Linked DNA regions of Homo sapiens: region 1 is linked to region 2. Evidence: chromatin loops called from intact Hi-C (ENCODE). Cell type or tissue: IMR-90. All regions are shown on one strand. Region 1 has its middle 45 kb from the start of PPARGC1A. Region 2 has its middle 140 kb from the start of PPARGC1A.

The links. Hi-C counts contacts between places; a loop is a spot of excess contacts. Peaks named below come from ENCODE experiments on the same cell type or tissue, not always from the same donor. Only the 100,000 strongest peaks of a DNase experiment are listed, where the experiment ranks them.
Region 1: it touches region 2 in a loop (2.5-fold over the local background); 2 of 110 quality-filtered maps call a loop at or near these places.

Annotation. Positions count from the first base shown.
Region 1 is chr4:23,933,037-23,938,036 of GRCh38, reverse strand. It overlaps a transcript of PPARGC1A not described here. Among named protein-coding and RNA genes, the nearest start is that of PPARGC1A, 45 kb to the right of the region's middle. In IMR-90, a CTCF peak has its summit at 4,868; a DNase peak (open chromatin) is centred at 2,986.
Region 2 is chr4:24,029,449-24,034,448 of GRCh38, reverse strand. It overlaps a transcript of PPARGC1A not described here. Among named protein-coding and RNA genes, the nearest start is that of PPARGC1A, 140 kb to the right of the region's middle. RefSeq lists an enhancer at 3,969-4,470. In IMR-90, no CTCF peak of the experiment used is centred here; no DNase peak of the experiment used is centred here.

The sequences.
Region 1 (5,000 bases), 96 kb after region 2:
AACAGCATTAGATAGTTTCTTTTGGACCCACCTCCAAGCCCAACTGTGTTTACGCATATTATTCTGACTTTGCAAAGTCCTATTGAGATGAATAGGATGCTTGTCAAGGCACTTTCCTTTGGGACATTGTGAAAGGGGATTGATCCTAAATAATGAGAAGTCGTATAATTGAATGGACTGTGATGATGAGGCAGAAAAATATCACAGGAAAAGTACCTGTGAGCCACAGAATATCTCAGCTCCTCCTCCAGGGCAGAGGGGCAGAGAGATCATTTCTGTCCCTGGTGGAGATCTATTAACCCATTCAGACTTATAGTATGTATAGTGGGAGAGTAATATCCAACAAGTGAATTTATGTTCAATGATTGAAAATTGAACAATACATTTCTACCTTTCTGGACCTGTTGAGGATAGGCAGAAATTTTGCTTATTTTAATAGGAAAAAAAATGTTGAAAGGAGTCAACAAAATTTAATGACCTGGGTTATTTTTATTTTATTTTATTTTATTTTTTATTTTATTTTACTTTATTTTATTTTATTTTCTAGTGAAAAGAAAAAGGAAGTTGTGGGCTGGGAATAGGCACTTTTGGGGTTGATCCACAGTTCTACCTCTGGCTTAGTGCCAAGTTTTACTTTGGGCAGAAGTGGCAGAACTTTCTGCCCCAATTTCCTGGTACAGACGGGATCAGCAGCATTTTGGAATGCATCTGCACATTGCATGGGGATATTTTGAAGATTAATCAGCTCCCTATGTTGGTGGGAGAAAGCCAATAAATAAACGAAAGGCAGATTTCACTTGTAAAACTACCATGAAAGCAGTAGAAGTAAGACAAATCAGGAGAAGCTACCTAGGGACTTTGGAAATATTATAATCATATAGTATCTCGTATCCTTTCTCCCTCTCTGTTCTGGTAAAAGAGGTGTATCATTCTGTGGACCATGAAATTAGTGGTTTGTTGCCTTAGCAATTGACCTTCATGGCACCCCTCCTGGTCTCTGGTCTTCTTCGTGACTTCGCACAGAAGTGCCTTCTTATTTCTGAGCATTTTCTAGAAGCCTATGCCTGTCATGTTCAGTACATGCAGGAGCTGGTGCTTTGCTCCATTCTGGGAGTCTGTGTTTAGTTTATTTACTTGTTTTCACATGATTAGGCTTTTGTTTTGTTTTTGAGATGGAGTCACTCTGTCACCAAGGCTGGAGTGCAGTCGTGCGATCTCGACTCACTGCAACCTCCATCTCCCAGTTCAAGCGATTCTCCTGCCTCAGCCTCCCGAGTAGCTGGGATTACAGGCACGCACCAAGACGCCTAGTTAATTTTTGTATTTGTAGTAGAGACGGGTTTTCCCATGTCGCCCAAGCTGGTCTTGAACTCCTGACCTCAAGTGATCCACCCGCCTCGGCCTACCAAAGTGTTGGGATTACAGGCGCCTGCCACCATGCCTGGCTGAATTTTATATTTTTAGTAGAGATGGGGTTTGTCCATGTTCCCCAGGCTGGTCTCAAACTCCAGACCTCAGGTGATCTGCCCACCTTGGCATCCCAAAGTTCTGGGATTACATGCGTGAGCCACTGCGCTTGTTCTGATTAGGCTTCTTGACTCCCTCTGCTGCTTTTCATGTCCTGTGGATTGCCATACTTCAGATCTTGGAGGCTATAGAGTAGAACCTAAAACCAGATTGCCTGGTTCATATTCTGGGTCTTTCACTTAGTAGCTATGTGATCTTGGGCAAGTTTCTCAATCCATCTGTGCAAAGTAGAGCTGAAAACAGTGCCTATGTTATATGCATTTTCGGGGTATTAGACATGCTAATATATGAAAATGACTTAGAATAGTACATAGTAGGCATTCAATACATCTTACTTATTGTATTGATTCGCCAATCATTTTGGTGAATCAGTTGTATCTGAAAGCTTTGTGGTAATATTAGCTTATTTAAAATGAAATAAAATTGATTAAACTTTTTTCCTCGATGTACATAGGAATTCATATGCAGTAATATCAATACTTAATATTCACTAAATTAAACGTGCTGAAAAGTCTTACATGCTAAGAAGACAGAACACATAAACTATTTTCTTCTTGAAAAAAATACATGTATAGGCTGTTTATATATAGGCTCAACATTTAGATGTTAACCAACTTAGCAATTTTTTTTTTTAAGGTTCATGTCTTACTGTTATACAAGGGCTTCAGTTAGGATAATGAAACAGTTAAGAACATGAGGTTTGGATTCAGATAGCACTGAGTTTGAATCCTGACTTCCTGATTTTGCAACTTACTACTTATATGACCATAGGCAAATCACTTAAACTTTCAATGCCTGTTGTTTTTCTCACATGTAAAACAGAGATACAAATGTCTACCACGTGGTTTGTTATTTGTAATAAAATAAGATACTGGTAAATAATTTTTATGCCTGGATTAAGGAAATAATTCTATGGAAAAAGCCATATTGCATACCTCTGGGGAGCACTATTTACATGGTATTCTATGTAAGTAGTATCCCTTGGAGTTGCACAGTAGGGGGCCTGATACAAAAATTGATATCTACTAACATTATCATTATGATGATACAGCTAGGAAAAAAAGTACCTGTGAACCAGAAATCCGTGGACATTTGCTCTTTCTCTGCTAAGTGTGTAAGCAGCAAGAAAATAGCCAAAATTAGTATATAATTTACTTCCAGATGTTGTCTCACTTTAATTTCACCAATTTGTATCTGAGAGGTTTCCTGAAATTGTGTGGATTTATTAATGACCAAGTCTATGGCTCTTAGGAAACTTACTGGGAGAAAGAGCAGGCATAATCTTTTCTTGCTGGATGTCCTGCTTGCCAGTGCTTGATCCTGCTCACCCTACCTCCCAGGCATGCGAGCATTGTGGGCAGCTCTTTCGGGAGGTGGCACCAGGACACCAGTAGTATTTTGCAAGAAGGATCCTTGGCTTTGCCTGTGGAGCAGAGAATGTGATCCCCAGCTGGGAGCCAAACCACAAGCATGTGAGCAGAACCTCGAGCTTGGTTTCTGCCCAAGTACATGTAGGGGAGTGGAAAAGACAGGGAAGCTTTGTGAAAGGGTGCAGCTCACATGCAGAGACAATTCCACAAGATCTGGTGGGATATTCCACCTTGGTTCCAAAGGAGAGAAAGGCAGTGGCAATTGTTTTTTGTTTAACTAAAATCCTCTCCATTGGAAAGGGAACCTGCTTATTCACTTCCTGGATCCGGGGTCTTGGGCAAGCCACTTAAAACCTAGATGAGCCTCAGTTTCCTTATCAATAAATTGAGACTAATAGTAACTTCTCTGCCTATATCATAGTGCCTAACTCAGAGGTTTTGCTGGGTTTTTTGCAAATGTAACCAATATGATTAGCTTCACCAGCATGGGCCACACACATGTAGTTATGTCTCTTGTTATTCTGATTAGTCAATAGAGAGTCTCAGACACCATTATCAGCAGGAGATCAAAATCTCCTTCATGAAGTCTCTCCATCATTCCACAGATTACAATCCCAATTGTTCCAAGTAACTAGGGGTTGACTTAGGCTAGTTAGCTCAGCCTTGAAAACAAAACAAAAACCCCACCAGTCTGCAGGGGGTGGTTGCGGGAAAAGGTTGGATGCCATGCTGTCTACTAGCACGGCTACTTCAGTTGCTGCCACACAGTGTCGCTGCTGAACATTGATCCTGCATAGCACAGTGGAGGCTGGGCCTCTGCTCTGTAGGGGCTGTTGTTACCACAGCTCTCTACATGGATCCAGTGACGTCCCCTTGTTTTGACTTTAAGTTGCCACTTTTCTTTCATCACACTCACATGCTAGGTTAGTGCTCCTCATAGCATTACACCAAGACAGGGCAGCAGGTCCTAGGCAGTTTGCAGTCTCAGCCAGATTCACCCTTCCCCATGTCACCACCCACTTAACCTTCCCACCTTTCTTGTGGGTGCTCCTTTAAAACTTTGAGACTGCCCCATTCTAACAGAGGGATTCTAATAACTTTGGGCATCAAGTGAGACCTTTCCATTTTTCTTTCCAGGGATCTCCTTAGCCCCTATGCCAGTGTATTCACCTTTCCCCAGTGGACAGTTCGGCCTAGCAAAGGATATTGGGAGACACACAGGACACATTACACCTTTTCCTGAAGTCATGGTGCCTGTGGGCCTCATATTTACATAACCAAAGACCGAGTTGCTTTGCCCACTTGGGCGGATGAGTGGCTGGCAGCTGCTGATACCCTGTGGCATATGAATGATTAGGTGATGTATGTGAAAGTGCCTTCCAAAGAACTCTATATAAAAGAAGGCATTATGATTATTAATAAGTGGGCAGGGATGATTTATACACATGGCACAGGCAAGGCTAGCTCTCATAAACTTCAGGTGATAGCCAGAAAGCTGTCTAAAATAAAATGCTTTCTAGCCTCTCAGAGTTTGCTGGGCCAGTAGGCTATTTTCCTTAATATTAAATCATGTTTCCTTTCTTCTTTCCATTCTCCAGTTCCTCTGTCACCCATTTCCACATGAGTTTCTCTTGCTTCAGGCTCACAATCCTCCTACTGGTATGAGGTGAGGTTGAGAGTTGGTCCAACAAATCAACTATTTGTGTGGTGGGGAAGAGAAAGTTGCAAACACTTACTCCTGGAAGCAAAGTGAAAATAATAGTATAACTTACCAGGCATCAGATATATTTGCTTACTTTATCTCATTTATTCTCCAAAACAAACTGAGGACTTTTCTTTCTACATAGGAGAAAAATTCAATGAAGGTGGTGAGCTTTAGGGAGAGGCCCATTCCACACAGCTCTTGAATAACAAAGGAAAGAGGTAGACTTCATTCTTTGTGGTTGTTTTCTGTTCCAGCACTCCGCCTGGCTTCTGGAAAGGGAATGGCCCCTACTTAAAAAAAAATTCACAGAGCTTTCAGACGTTTTGGCACCAGAAGAATTGGGAAGAAGCTCCAGGCATTGGCTGGCCCGAATTCCTTCCTATTTCACTTCACTTTCC
Region 2 (5,000 bases):
TAACAGTAAGTCTTATTATCATCAGTTGGTGTTAAAATTTCCAATTATTTTATAAATGTCATATGTTTTAATAGTTTGTTTGAATGAGGGTCTAAATAAGGCCCACATGTTGGTATTGGGTGATATGTCTTTTGAGTTTCATTTAATGTATGTGTCCTTTTTTTGTTTTACTTTGTGATTCATTTATTGAAGGCCAATCACCTCTAACTTACTTTACATTACAAAATAGAATATGGATATTGAACAGCTTCTTTTCTCTCTATCTTAAGTATCTTGAAAGAAAAAGGCATTAGGACTGACTTCTGAGCTACTCCTGGGGAGAAATAATGAGGCTTCTTTGTTTAGGGATATACTTTTTGCAAGTCCAGCAGATACCTACGTAATTATTTATTTATGGTGCTACCACATTGCTGACCTATCCAAGACTCTGCTCACCCACTTGTTTAGGAAGAAGAAGGCCAAACGGACCACTCAGATTCCTGAGGCTTCTGAGCCAGAACTTTGCCATTTTAATATGAATGCTATTTTTGAGGGGAAATTGTCTTGAAAGCAGCTTAAATGTAGCAGTAAATGAATATGAGTTGGAGTTAAACATTCCATCAACCGGCTCCACGCAGCCCGCCTCTCTTCCAGCCATTTGAAACCATTTCTGCAGAACTTTGCCTAGTCAGTTTCACACAGGCTAGCAGCATGAGACAGGAATAACTGCTTTTGTATGCCTGTACATGTCCCTTTTTCCCTCTATCATCCACTCGAAGGCATTTTGGAATTGTGTTTTTTTTCTTTTTTAACAGCATATAAAGCTAAATTGAATTCAATGCTAGTAAAAAAGGTGGCTTATGTCAGAGACAAGGATGTGTTCTTTCAATTCTAAATGGAATAGCAAAACCCTGAATGCAAAGTGTTATTTCCTGTGGGGCAGGAGAAGATTATTTTCCCCTGTGACACTTCACCTGTGTGCCACTCTTGATTCTCTCTTACACTGCTCTTCTGTTCTTTAATTTGTACGTGGATGCGTGTGTGTGTGTGTGTGTGTGTCTGTCTGTCTACATCTATGTATCTGTTTATCCCTTCTATCTCCTTTATTATAAAAACAGTAAGTGCTAAATAAATATAAGCTATTATACATCAGACAATGTTTAAAGCACTTTGTATATATCGACCCATTTAGTTGTTACCTCAACTCTTTGAGGGAGGGACTATTCTAATTACCTCCATTATACAGAAGAGGAAACTGAAGCAGGGAGGTGACTGGTTGTAGATCACACAGATAATCAGTGGTGGACTTGGGACACAGACCTAGGAAGTCTGACCGCTGAGCCTATGTTTTAACCAGTAGTCTGTTCAGCCTCTTTGGAATCATGTGTATATTCACTTTGGACCACATCCTCTTCTGAACCATTGCTAGGACAATTCTACATACAAGTTTTGTGACTTTGAACAAATCCCTTAAAAGCCAGTGCTCCTAGGATTTTCTCCTTAAAATAAAGATATATCTTGTGTAAGGTTTTTGAGATATCAAATGAGATAATATTAAGTATCTAAGGGTGTGTGCGACTTAGAGCAGCTGTTCCACAAATTCAGTTTGATTTAACAGCATTTATTGAGCATGTGGTCTGTGCTGGGCTCAGAGGATACAAGAATGGTCAGGACAGACATGGTTCATGCCCTTTGAGCTTCCTGTGTAGTGTCTGGTGGGAAAGTGGACAAAATCAACCAACAATGACAAATTTTGACATGTGCTAAAAAATAAACCAACTCCTCTTAGCATTCCTAGACATGCTGAGCATAGAGCTTGGCCCCAAAGGAGAAGCTCAGCAAATACTTGTTGGATTAGATGAACCTCGTCAACTCCATCAGCTGCTGAAGGCTGTCACCAAACATGGCTCAAAAATGCAAATGTCAGATGGAAGTGTGTCTGAAAGGCCAGAAGGTGGAGCAGTCCTGGCTCAGCTGGTATTGTAGCTAGTACAAGTCAGGAGGAATGGTAGCTCAGTGGTCAGCTGGGAGCTGGCCCTTGGGGAGCTGGGTGAGCTCTATGAACACCATGACAGAGTGGAAAGGCAAGAGGCTCCATAAGCCACCAGGAGCCCCTGTGTGAGCTCTGTCTCTGCAGTTGGTCTGCTCTGGGACTGTGGGCAAGGTTCTCAGCCTTGGCACACTTGTGCCCCTCATTTATAAAAATAGAAGTGGTAATATGTACCTAGCAGGATTTCTGTGATTTTTCCATGTCAAAAGGTTATGAGAAAATGCAAAAAGGTCCTTAGAAAAGTGCTTGGTGCTTTGCAATTATTTAGTGAGTGTTAGTTTTTATTATTATTGTTATTCATCATTATTATTATAAGAAAGCATCTATATCGCTGCTAAATCAATGCTAGTTTTCTTTATATTTAGAAGCCTCAAAAAAGAATGTCATACAGGATTTTGGTGTGGTGGAATACTTCTGTTACAGGAGGCAAGAGGCCTGGGGCTTCTGCTACCATGGGCATTGTGGTCTGAGGACAGCCAGTTCCCCCTCTCTGGGCTTCAGCTTCCTCATAGGCAAAATCTAAGTTAGACTGGATGATGTCCAAGGTCATTTCTAATACTGGGATACTGGGATAGTCTTCTGAGATTGTGCATCCTACCACTGGAGACTCTCAGAGGGAAAGATTACCAGGGGAACTATCATCTACTGCTAATCACAGTTTAATGAAGTGGTTCTCAGTTGGGGGTGACTTTGACTGTTTCCCACCCAGGGACATTTAGGGGTGGGGTGCTACTGTTATCTAGTGGATGGAGTCCAGGGATGATGTTAAACATCGAACAATGTGTAGGACAGACAACGAAGAATGATCGGAGCCAGAGTGTGAGTAGTGCCTGGGCTGAACAATGCTTGCTTAATGCTTACCTTGTGTTTTCGGGTCAACTAGAGCTGAGCTGCAATTGCCCATGTATTGATGCTCAGGTCCACAGTTAATTTATCAGGTTTATTAGACAGTTTGATCATTTGAAGGGACCACATATAAATTTTGTTATTCAAAAGCCTTCGCTTCCTATTCTCTCTATCGCTTGGTGACAGGGAGTTGGGAACAAAGGTGAGGTGTCATGTGACAGAAGAAATGAAATCAGGGATACCTCAGAGCAGAGAGCATAAAGCAACTCATCTATTAAGGGGCCAGAAATGGAATGCAAATGGTTCTGTTTGTCTTTCTAAGGGACTGATAGGCAGCAAGTGATTCGATTCTTGTGGGAATCCTTTTGTATCATTAATTCATTAATTCAGTCTCTCACCACTTATGGAGCATCTGTGGTGTGCCCAGCTCTGTGCTGTTGCCAGGGACATAGTAAAGAGCCAAATGGAGCAAGTCTCTGCTTGTCAATGTGAGGTTTCCTGTGCCCATCCCTTTTTCGTCTCCCAGGCAAGTCCTACTAATCGTTCCAGACCCAGCTCAGAGACTCCTCATTTTCTGCCTCCTTTTCTCCAGTCATCTGCATATCTGTCTGCTTCCCTGCAGAGACTAGGTTTTAATTGCTTCCTGCATCCTGAATATCTTACTTAGTGCCTGGCACAAACAACTGTTTGTTGGAAGAATGAGTGAGTGAGCAAATGAATGAGGCTGTGCTTCAAGGCCAGTCTTTGTGCAGTTTTTAAGACGTCTTTTCTCTTCCACCTTCCATTCCAGTCTACTCTGTGTCTCCCATTAGAAAGAGAGATATGAGAGAGATGAGGCAGGCAGTTTTTCAGCTGAGGTCTCACGAGGGTGTGTGGAGACAATGGTCACTTGGAGAAAGGAAGGCTGATGAGAGTTGAGGGCATTTTTAACACAAGTGAGAATTGTGGATGAGGTGGTGCTGTGGTCAGGAGCATGAAGGTGATCAAGGGAAATAATGGGAACAGTAACTGCTGTATTACGGGGAAATATTAATGATCTCCATAAAGATGGTATACAGCTCAAAAGGTATTATTTTTAGTGGGTGTCTTTGAGTTGTATGAATTAATAAGGAGCAGCTTGGGTAGTGGAACTCATTAACTTCTCAAATCTAACTTATTTACACTGAATGTAAACCTTTCTCAGACTATTGACATCAGCCATTATAAATGACGCCCCCAATGTGAACTGTATTTTCTGGTGGCAACTGCATTTTTGTGTTAGAGCATAGGAGTGGGGATGGAGTTTTCAGATGCATTCAGATATCTGTTTGTGGGTGACTTCATCTTCTGTCACCTGCAACCCTCGTTGAAATCAAAAGTTCTGACTCATTGCAAAGACACTTGCAACCAATCACATACTGGCTGTGTTTGTTAAACACCATTGTGTAGCAGTTAATTCAGTTCTTTTAGAATCACTCAAGTTGGTCAATGGTCTGTTGTCCTCATCAATAGGTTATTAGTGTTAGTTTACAGTAGAGTCTCTCTATTTCACTTCACTTGTAAAGGCACTCTGTCTGCATGGGGGCTGATTGTTGCACGGGAAGTCTCTCCCAAATATGAGTTCCCTCTTGCAGACCCCTCTACAGGCTTACATATCCTTTTTCTACAGAGAGGACTTGGCAGCATATGCCATCCCCCCAAATTATTTAATATAGGGCATTTTCCTCAGGTTTTCAGTCAAATGGTGTTGTCCACTGAGATGTTTTCTCTGGTAATTACATAAAAGTGATGTATCGTATTATATTTTTTTTTCCTGTGGTTTTACCGATGTTTTGGAGTTCTGACTTTAAATAAACAATAAGAGTGAAGGGACCCTGTCCTCAGATTTTATCAGTTCCCTTTCCTCACCCACTTCTACCAACTACTGTACTACCTGTTTTGCAAAGGAGGATGGAGAAGGGGAATCAAGTCTGTTGGATGTTTGCACATGGTATCCCATTTAACCCTTCCTCTAAGATAGGCATTATGATTCCAATTATTCAGATTGGGAAATCAAGGCTCCGAGATGATTTTTACCACACCCCAAATCACAGAGCCAGTTACATAGCAATCTGAGATTTCCAATCCGGATTTTCCTTTGCTTTAA